2 separate regions of the Homo sapiens genome follow, and region 1 is linked to region 2. Evidence: chromatin loops called from intact Hi-C (ENCODE). Cell type or tissue: ascending aorta. All regions are shown on one strand. Links, peaks and the distances in the headings refer to the core of each region. The heading gives the core; the rest is flanking DNA. Region 1 overlaps KLHL29 (kelch like family member 29). Region 2 overlaps KLHL29 (kelch like family member 29).

Evidence for each region. A loop is a pair of places that touch in the nucleus more often than their neighbours do. Peaks named below come from ENCODE experiments on the same cell type or tissue, not always from the same donor. Only the 100,000 strongest peaks of a DNase experiment are listed, where the experiment ranks them.
Region 1: it touches region 2 in a loop (2.0-fold over the local background); 3 of 110 quality-filtered maps call a loop at or near these places.

The regions. Positions count from the first base shown.
Region 1 is chr2:23,494,833-23,500,202 of GRCh38, reverse strand. All of the region lies in intron 2 of KLHL29 (kelch like family member 29), which reads right to left. Among named protein-coding and RNA genes, the nearest start is that of LINC02923, 110 kb to the right of the region's middle. RefSeq lists an enhancer at 2,248-2,931. In ascending aorta, for the core only: no CTCF peak of the experiment used is centred there; DNase peaks (open chromatin) are centred at 650, 2,992 and 4,492; H3K27ac peaks cover 3,218 bases.
Region 2 is chr2:23,409,181-23,414,550 of GRCh38, reverse strand. The region is part of intron 1 of KLHL29 (kelch like family member 29); the gene reads right to left. Among named protein-coding and RNA genes, the nearest start is that of LINC02923, 25 kb to the right of the region's middle. In ascending aorta, for the core only: no CTCF peak of the experiment used is centred there; a DNase peak (open chromatin) is centred at 2,550; H3K27ac peaks cover 1,798 bases.

The DNA.
Region 1 (5,370 bases), core at 302-5,301, 85 kb before region 2:
AACGCACCACTGTGTCCTTCCTTGCTAAGGCACTGTCTGAATATCCTGCTGTTCCCTTCCAGACCATGCTGGGAAGGGCTGGGGAGAATATCTACTTTAGAGCAGAGATGTTTTCATTCACTGTTATCTTGCTGGCGGACAGCACAGGGCCTGCTGTACAGTTGGTACCAATACATATTTACAGGTCTAAGGAGGGTCATACGTAAATTAATTATCCTCACAACGCTAAAACCAAAGCAAATGCACTTAAATAAACCAATAACCTTCTATCCTAAAAAAAGCCAACACCTCCTACTCCTCTGTTCCCACCCATCTCAGCCAGTGGACAAAGACTATTTCTAGAGAATGCGCCTCAAATATTAAGGTTGAAGCGTCCTAAGCAGTCCATGGAGGAAGATGTGTCATAAACACAGCAGCTGCGCTGTTCCGCCCCACTCCTCCCTCATCTCCTGAGAGACTGCCCTGGGGTCTGGCAGACTCTGGATCTCCAAGTCATGCTTTACTTTCTCTGGGTGGGGGCCGACAGTGCTGTCTCTGTGTGCCCAAGGGGCTGAAGACCTTTCTCCTCTTCCCGCCTCAAACTTGTTCCAGCCATCCCTTTTCTCCTTAGCCTCATTGCCCAACTCTGAGAAGTGCAATTGCTGAAATCAGACGGTGATTCCGATTACTCCATAGCTACCCTAGAGCCAGGGAACGTCACCAAGTCACCTAAAGCCCAGCCACTGCTTGAGTCTGACAGCTCTGGAGCAAGAACATAAGTATCTATTCAGGTAGTCCTGCCTCACACCCACAGAAGCCAGGTATTTTCAATGCAATGTTGATCCAGTTGCCCTAATCTGTCCATTTCCTGTAAGCAGTGGTAGCTGGCCCCTCAATTTCCTCTCCAGTCACCCCAAAGAAGGGAGAGGTAGGGCTGCTCTAAACCATTCCACTGTCTGGCCTACAAGAAATCCCACCAGCATGGGCAGGAGGAGTGAGCCCTGAGCAGCCAGAAATCAAATGGAAACTGAGTACCCAGGCCTGGCTTCAGTGAGTATGCCAAAAAATCCAAAAATAATAAAGTCTTGCGAAACCATTTCCTCAGGCAGCTGCAGGAGAGGAAACTTCATGCAGCAAGAGAGAAAAGGGCTTTAGGGAAAACCTGGTAAGATTCCTCCTATGCCTAATATTTAATACAATTCTTATGGCCACGAAAGGAAACGTGATCGGTCGCAGGGACATCTGTAAGCGTTCAGCCATTCGGTCTGATTTTCAGGATAATTTCTCTCTGAGAGCTCCGTAGGCTCTGTCACTTTCAGCAATGGAAAGAGACACAGTGACAGGTCGCCCAGTCTTGGGAGGCATAGGGGCGGCCTCACCCAGGTTCTGCCTTGAATCTTCTAAGGTTACACTGTCCAATATGGTAGCTACTCGTCAATGTGACTATTTCAATTAACATTAATTTAGCTTAAATAGAATTCACAATTCAGTTCCCCAGTCACACGTGCCACATTCTAAGTGTTCAACAGCACTTGCCAGCACAGTATAGGACATCTGCATTACTGCAGAATTCTCAGTGTGGAAGGAAGCCCCGACCTTCCTAAATGTCCTAACGAAGGCGCTGAGAAAGCTGGGTGTTGGTCAGGGCAGGACTAAGTTCTTCCAGTCTGCTCCCCAACCCCGAAAACCTTCCTGAGCCTCAGCAGAGGGGCTTCCTTTGGCCCCAAAGGCCTGGAGCTCCCTGCTTGGCAGGGAGGGCAGGGCGAGGCCCCCAGGTAGTAGTCTCCTGCCTGATCGGGTGTTTGTTCTGATTTGTCACAGCCAGCTGGATGTCAGGGCACCTCACTGGTGCCGCAGCCTCCAGCCCACTCGGTATGGAGGCCAAGGTAGAGACAGCAGAATGGAGTCTACACTGGCACTTCAGAGAAAACAGATTTACTGCTGCTCATATCTCAGACTTCTTGATTTTCGGGGAATTCTTGCCTGCTTTCCTGGTGATGAGTTCTACATCCAAAACAAACAAACCTACCCTGCCCAATATATGAATAGGATGGTGTTCACTGTCAGTGTATAGGATAATATTATATTGTATGCTGGAAGTTTGCTAAGAGTAGATTTTGGTGCTTTTTTCACACACAGAAAAGGGTAACTAGGTGAGATGATGGATATGTTAAGTCACTTAACTATAATAACCATTTCACTATCTATAAGTTTATCAAAACATTGTGCTGCACACCTTAAATTAAAAAAGAAAAATCCTAGGATTCTGGCCAGAAATCTTGAGTCAGCCCTTCCCGTAGTTCCAGACAGATCTCTGTCTCCTTGAATACTTTCTACCCGGTGCTCCTGTAATACAGGCTGTCTTTCAGAACGGCATCCATACGGTTGGTTTCCCCTGACTTCAGTGCTGAGGCCCACTCGACACCTCCAGCTCACAGCTCAGTGCCCCTCAGGTCACATGCACGCACCAGCCTCAGGCCACCCTCTCTCTTGGCCCAGCTGGAATATTCCCCTCTCCTCCAAAGAGCTTAAGGCTATATTCCTTTAGGAGGCAGGGAAAGATGCTCCTGGGCTAATGAACCTTCCCTGGCTCTCCCAGCCCTTTGCTCCCTCCCTTCCCTAAATCCCTACAAAACTTTTAGGCTTGGCCCTGCCTCTCTGGGTGGAGGTGAGTTGGAGTCCATTTCTGTGATCTCCGTGCTCGGCCCAAAGGAGGCTTGGCTCATCTTGACCAAATGATTATTGCACCGTCTCCCCCAGCAGTCCTGTGCAACTAAAACGGGGTAACAGGGTCCAGGTATGTGGAACTCCAGAGCACGTGCACTGCTAGAGGGAGGGGCTGAGTGACTGCCCAACCCCAGGAAACCCTCGGCTCCCTGCTGTGGTGCTCTAGTCATGGAGGGACAGAGGAAGGAAAGAGAACCACATGGGCAGCCACAAAACCACAGAGAGATTGCCAAGGAGGAAAACAAAAAAGGAGTCACTTACTTTCATCCCGTTTTCAAGTAATCGCAGTTGCCAAGAAAGCAACCAACCCAGCGGAAATACCCACCGACTGAAGGCAGTCAGAAATCTCATGCCAACAGAAACAGCACTGCCTGGTAAAGGTGGCTATGATTGGACATTAAGTCATTCTAAAGGGCTCATAGTTTTTTTTTTTTTTCCTACCCTAGGAGAAACTCGTGATTCTTATATGGTTGCAGAACAAATATAACTGTGACTTATGTTTCTCAATTTACAGAATTGATTTCATGCGCTTTTGACAGGAATATGATATTTCTGACAATTGCAATTCTTCTTGACGCTGCAGTGTTTGGAGGGCAAATGTCCCATATGCCACACTCCCTGATTTGTTTTTAGGGCCTTCCAGGTATGTGAGAGACTCTCACAGAAATGCAAATGGATGGTATGTATGGATGCAGAAGTCTGAGTCCCTGGGTCTGCATTCAGTAAATAACTTTCCCCCAAGCATTGCCACAGAAGTCAGGGGAAGAGGAAGCATGCCAGAGAAATTTCCAAAGCAGAGACAGCGGTGGTCCCTGGGCCCCCTAGGGCAGCTCTGGCCCCTCTTGCAAATCTGGAGGCCACTGAGGCCTTGCTTCCTGCCCAGGCTGCACTGCCTCCCCTCCCTCCACCGCTGGCCCCGCTGAAGGTTAGAGGGGGTGCTGCTGCTGCACACTGGCGGGGTACCCTTTTTGGGGGAAAACATATCTTTCCGGTGGGAGCAGGATGGGGGAGAGGGAGGAGGTACCAGGGCTGTGCTCTTTCTGCATACCCCTTTCCAAATTTAAGAGGACCTGGAATGAATGGAGCAGGAAAACAGGCAGTTTCAATAGTCTGGTGATGTTTCAGCTCTTAAGTTCAGAGGTGGGATGGATCATGTGTGTTCATTTCATTGTTGTCATACAACTTATCTAAATGTTACATATCTTATTCTGAAAATACCATATTACATAAAAAATTATAAGTGGTATCCAGGGCTGTCTCGTGTCTAAGGATGCAAAACCAAATTTCTAAGATCAGTTTGGCTCCAGGAACAGCTGATATCCCACTGCTGCAGCGGGTAAGCCGGAGTCCTCTTTGGAACCCAGTGAGCCCCTCTCGTGCCCCCTGAGACTGAGCAGTGCCGTCCGGGCACTGTGAAGGACACACGGGTGGCCATGTTGAAAAGACAGTTCATCTGAGGTCATGCCATAGGTGACTGGCTGCAGCTCGGGCTGAGGGAGGAGCAGAGCGGCGCTGGCCAATTCGGCAGCAACTCCAGGATTTGGTTCGTAAGTAAAAACAAGCAGTGGGGGAAGAACAGCTGGTGTTGAGTCTGGTGCTAGGATTAGTCTGCAACGCTAATCACAAGAAGTGGAAAAAATTAGGAGGTCCTGCCTGCCAAGGAGGTTTTCAAACACATGCGCGTGCTACAGTCGTGGCGGGATTAGACTCTCCCAGTGCCAACAAGGTAGGCGTCCACAGCCATGAGCCGGAGCCTGTTCTGGGGTGTCAACCCCCGGAGCCCTGGCCCTGACACGATGCCAGGAGGGGCCGTCACTCTCGCTGGAGCTGTGGGTACAGTGGAGGTGGGTACGGTGCAGGCTTGACCCCAAAGCTCCTCTGTGATGTCCTGGAGAGAAGCTGGGACCAATGGGGGCTGGGAGAATGTCCCGAGTCCCAGGGGACATGGCAGGGTTGACTGTTATACCCACTGCCACCCAGGGCAGAAGATAAAGAGTATTGTACTGGTTTAAGTGAGATGACATTTCAGACATTCATGAAAACAAATGGGAATGTCCAGCCAAACATCAGAAGACACAACCTCAACACCTCTGCTGCAAAATTATCATGTGTCCCAGAGCCAGGTAGGGGCAATGACCTGGACCCACCTCACCAAAAAGCATGGCATGGGCACCAGGATTGGGGGGCTCCATTGACTTCCCTGCCACCTGCCTGACAGCCCACAGAGGCACCTCCTAGAACGTCACTACAGGGACCACCTCCTGCAGGCCCTCACATCTTTTACCATTTCCCTTAAAAATGGGGTTTCCAGCCAGGTACAGTGATGCACGCCTGTGATCCCAGCACTCTGGGAGACTGAGATGTGAAAATTGCTTGAGGCCAGGAGTTCGAGAAAATTGCTTGAGGCCAGGAGTTCAAGACTCCGTCTCCAAAAAATAAATAAAATACTCACAGAAATAAATAAAATAAAAGAGATTTCCTTCCAACAGAGGCACTGAGGCAGCACTGAAGGCCCAGGTGCTTGGGGCTGGGTGAGTGGGAAGGAGAGATTGGCTTACGGCGACGAAAGGAGCACTGTCGCTTCATCAAGACCAGGATACTGCAATAGTGCAAGGCCAGTGTGAGCTGCACGACAGATACGCTGATGGCAACTGGGTGTGTGGA
Region 2 (5,370 bases), core at 78-5,077:
ACCTCTGTACTTCAGCTGACATGCTTTCCACCCAGTCTGCAGGACCCAGCCAGCCTGAACCCACTCCACACCTGCTTCCCCTGCCACTGGGGGTCTCTCCTACTCACTGTCTGTTAATTTCTTGCTTTTAACAATTTCCTTTCTGAGACGGGATGGAGACATCTCTTTCTCCCACAGCATCCCTCCCACCCCGCCGCACAAACACATCCGTCTGCGCGGCCCCCACAGCCCCTAGTGCCACCCACTCTGTCTGCCCAGTCTCCCTGAACCTTCCCTGCAGGGGGCCGGCCCCAGCTCACAGGAAGCTTTGCACATTCATTTGAGATCCACTTTGTCTCCTCTCGCTCAGTGAGATGGAGAACAACTCATCTCTGTCCTCCACAGGAGGATCCTTCAAAGACAATTAAGTCCCTCCTCAGCCTCTTTCTTCTGAAATGAAATTATCCCTAATCCTTTATCCTGTCTTCAAGAGTTCTGTTTTCCAGTCCTTTAATGGAATGGACTCCATCTGGGGAACAGCACAGCTAGGAGGGCTAAGAAGCTCAGGCATGGGGTTCACAGACGTCTGTGAGAACAGCAGCCTCTTTTCCAATCATTTGCCAAGTGAAATTACCTTGTGAGTGACCAAAGACAACCCCGGGTCACTCTCTCTGTGCCTGATGCCACCTTACCCCACAGCAGGGTGCACGGGCCTCCCACCGCACCCGTGGGGGAAGAAGGGACACATTACAAAGGAAGGGCGGGAGCTAGGGACAAACTCAGGGCCATCGATGCCACCTTCAGAGCACCGGGCTTGGTGGGGACAGATGCACAGCTTACAAAGGGAACAAATGGGAAAATGAACAAACATTCCAAGACAAACACTGCAGGGCCATGAATCTGTGGTTTTTTCCATGAAGTCAATGGTTTCTTTCAAGGTGGGGAGCAGGTTGTTCTTTCTCCCGTCTCTCCCCAGGGGTGGAGACTCATTTTGGCATTAGAGAGGCATTGGGAGAGGGAAGAAAAGGAGGTGGGTCTTAATAAATGAGCGGATAGTTACATGAATTTTCAATTAACCTCTGCCCGGTGATGGCAGTCCTGGCTCAGTGGAGTAGAAAGGATGATATTATGAAACCCACGTCCATGTCTGGAGTGACCATATGGTGACACCCGTGTCCATGGGTCTGCAGTGACCAGCCCTCTGCCACAAAGAAAATGGATCACACAGCATGTGGGCAGTCAGGATGGAAATGGCTGGCCCCATGGTTGGCTTCAGCATGGAGATCAGCTCATCTGGCTAACTCAGTGCCAGCACGACTCCGCTGAAGAATTATCTTCAGTACAAATGATCCCCAATGTGAGGTCGAGGAGCTGCCTTGATCCTTTTAGTAGAAAACACCTTGTATCTCAGCTACACCCTGCGAGTTCACCGGGCCCAGTGCCTCACAGTGCCATCAGTTCATTACATGCATCCTGGGCCTCACCTTTCCACCGGATGAAATAGAGAACTGCAGGCATTTTTTTGAAGGCAAACGAGAAAATTGCCCAAAGAACCAAGTAATCTTCAAATGTCAAAAACATCTAGTGCTTGAATCACACTTAAGTAAGAGCATAGGAATTTGGCAAAGTGACAAGCAGTGGTTTACAACATGAAAGGTGACTTGGAAGCAGTCAAACAGAAGCAGAGGGAGAAGGATGCCTGCGCTGCTGAACCAGCCATCTCCCTCCAAGGCCGACACCTGCCATTTCCCATTTTGCGAGCTTCTTGCGGAGGAGACAAGTGGTCCTCATAGCATCCCGTGGACCACCCTGGCCAGCTACACCCAGTCTGTCAGAGGATTTCCGCAGTGTTGCCTTTGACCCCTGTGGAACTTTTTTGTCCAGGCCCAGGTGCTTGAAAGACCTTCCAAGATGCTTCTTGTCCACAGTAATCTCCACTCCCTCTGGTTCTCACAGCTCTGTCCCCAGCTCCAGCGGTCCCAGGCTCTCTCCTTCCCTCAAGGTAGTGGTCCTGGGGTCCTCCCACCCCTCCTAAGCCTTGGAGAACATTCAGTCCACAAGGCACCATTGGCCCATTTAGATGCACTGGTTCAAGTTTGAGCCCTGCAGCCCACCTGCATATCCAGCATGGCTCATGATTCTCTCCTCTTCCTTCTCTGTCCCCCAGTGCCCACTTCTCACTGGACTGAGTATTCCAGAAAGAGCTGGTGAGGGCTTGGTCAAGCAATCATAAACACTGCTGGGGCCTGAATTCAGAGCAATGGCATGAACTTGTTTGTATTAGTTCTCTGAAATTCCTCAACCATTGACACACCCTGAGCAGATATTAGGCGTGATCTGGCCACTCGACAAGCCCACAGCACCCCAACCCTGGAACTGTCCAGCCCAGTGGTCTCAGGTCAGAGATGGCCCTTCCATCCTACCTCTACCGCACCGCCCCCCCCCCCCCTTCACGCACACACATTTTTGCAACATACATACCCGACATACTCCAAGCATGGAAACCACCTCACATTCCCACAACACTTCCTCTGACACATCTGTTTCTTCTGCCCCAAATGCTCTCACCACCCTTTTCTCAACCTTTGCTACATTTCCTAAGAAGCGTAGAAGTCAGACATGCCCAAAGGAACTAAAAGTCATTCCAATGACAACATGAGTCAGAAAACATCCATGACGAAAATTCTGGCTCCTCCAGAGAGCTTTTAGTTATTAGACTGGGCCCATGCAAAGAACCCTAAGTGACTCAGATTAGAAACTTATCTCCACTCTGCCAAAAGAGCCCGAGGAGACCCTCAGAACCAATCTTTCAATGCTACTGATGCTGGGAGCTGCCATGCCCACATCTGGGAAGTGGAGAAGGCAGAACCAGCAGTACCTGTTAAGATTCCAGTGCAAGCTTGCATTTCCCAATGCAAGAAGAATAAGGATATTTTTGTCTCATCTCCCGACAGCGGGAATGGATGAGGCTGAGAAAACTCTTGCGGCACACACACAACAGAAGGAAATCTGGCCGACCTCACAACTCTCTTCTCGAGGTCCTGCCTTATTTGGATGTTACCTACCTTGGCAGCTTAGAGGTCATAACCCATCTCCCTCTCTCTACCCCCATGACCCATTACCTCGCCCTTCCATCCTACCTTGACCACACACACACACACACACACACACACACACACACACACACACACAATTTTTGCAACATACATACCCAATATACTCCAGGCATGGGAACTACTTCACATTCCCACAACACTTCCTCTGACACATCTGTTTATTCTGCCCCAAATGTTCTCACTACCCTGTCCTCAACCTTTGCTACATGTCACAAATCCCTAGGCCTTCTCTCACTCCCTTGAACTGCCCCTCCCTCACCTGGCCTCACAGGAGATTTGGACATCCCTATATTTCAACATTTGTCATATCGACATTATAACCCCATCTTGTGCCTCCACCATCTTTATCCATGCCACTGTGCCTGGCACAGAGCAGGTGCTTAATAAACATTTATTACATGAATAATTAGATAAATGATCTTAAATTTAAGCACGTAATTTAAGGGGCAAGGTATTTGAAGGCTCATTGTTCAGAAATGAGGGGCTGGGGGAGGAAGGGAAGGCTCTGGTCAGAGGAGGGAGGGAGCAGGAGAGACTTCCAAGTTCCATCTCTGTACTCAAGAGACTCACTCTGAAGGATGGGGCCTGTGAGTCTGGAGAGTAAGCAAGAGTTTACAGATGGGACGCTTTAGACGTGTGGTTTCCCGTGTTTACGTCTCTTTTATTACCTCCATTCTTGACTCAGCCAGCACATGGTGGAGGATACACAGGAAATGCAATGCCCTCCTCCACACCTGGGAAGTACTGTCTTTGGAAGTCAGAGTGTCGTCACAAGCAGCAGCAGCAGCAAGAGGTCTGAAGAGGACTGCGGACCAACAGCTTGACCCTTACTACTAAGATTCTTCTCTCAGAATCTTATGTGGATGATTCCTCGAAATTTCTGTCTCTGGCCCTGATGTCTCCTGTGAGTGAAAGCCAGACCCACACACATAACTGCCTATCTGCCACCACTGCCATGCCTCAGGAGTCCTCACACCCAGTCCTAAACAAAGCTCAGTTTTCTCCAATATACCTGACCCCTTCCACTGTTCCCAGTGCCCAGCACAGCACCACATCCATCCAGTAATCTAGGGGTCACCTTGAGACATCCCTCTCCTTTACTTCCCACCCTCGAACCCCCCACCCCAGCCTGCCCATTTACCTGTCTCCACATGCACCATCCCCTCAACTCTCTCCTGGACTCCCGCAGTCCTCTCCTAACTGTACCCCATTTCTTCTTCCTTAGTGTTTCACAGTGGCTTACCACATGGTAGCCAGGGCTGTCTTTGCAGAATGCCATTCCCTTGCTTAAAAACAGTCAGCCAGTCAGTGCTCTTGCAATAAAGACACAGCATACTTATGCGGCTAGACAAACCCTGCATGGCCTCTCCCTCCTAATTCTCCACTCTCCGCCTGTGCCATGCTCCCCTCTGGTTTCTTAATGCCAGTTTCTCTGACCTTTTCGCATCTCCTTGAAGGCACCATACTCTCTCCTGCACATGTATCTCCTCTGCCTGGAATGCATCATCCCTGCTCCTTCCCCAGCTCACCCTCCCTTTAAATGCTAAGCTTATCATTTCTTTAAATCTCAGATCAGTTCCCCCTACTCCCTGAATCCAAGAAGAGGCGGAGCTCCCTGTAATGGCACTGACCATCTTCCTTCATAGTGTTTATTGCCTTTTGCACTATCTGATAAACATCTGTCTCCCCCACTAGACTGTAAACTCCTTGAGGGAAAGAACCAGGCATGGTTTTGCTCCCTGTCGAGTTCCAACACCAAGCACAGTGCCTGGCACGCAGAAGGCACTCAGAGATTTGCTGAACCATGAAGAATGGGCTTGGGTTCTATTGAGGGAAGACGCACTGCCTTACAGTCTGGCTTCATAGGAGATAGTTACAACACAGAGGAATTGCTGATGGCAACATATTCCTTCCGAGGAAGATTTTCAAGTGGGAGAAAAACAACCTTCCCAAACTGGCATAAAAAGCAAAGAGTAAAAGATGAGTTGTTCGTCCAACGGAGGAAACGCACACCATCAGAACATTCACAAGCCGTCTGTGTGGGGATGTGGGGAGATTCCGCCCCCACCTCCAGCCATATGCTAGGAAGAATCAGGGTAGGAGAAATCCTTGCCTTTCCCATAACTGATAGAAGGCCTTAATCTGGAGAAGATGACAATATAATGTGAGCTCAGTACAGCTGCGGAGAGTGAAGTGCCTAGATATTACGGTCATATTTCTGGTCAGCCTTTCTCTTCTTCTTTGCTCTCTTCAAGGGGTTATCTTTGTGCTGCGA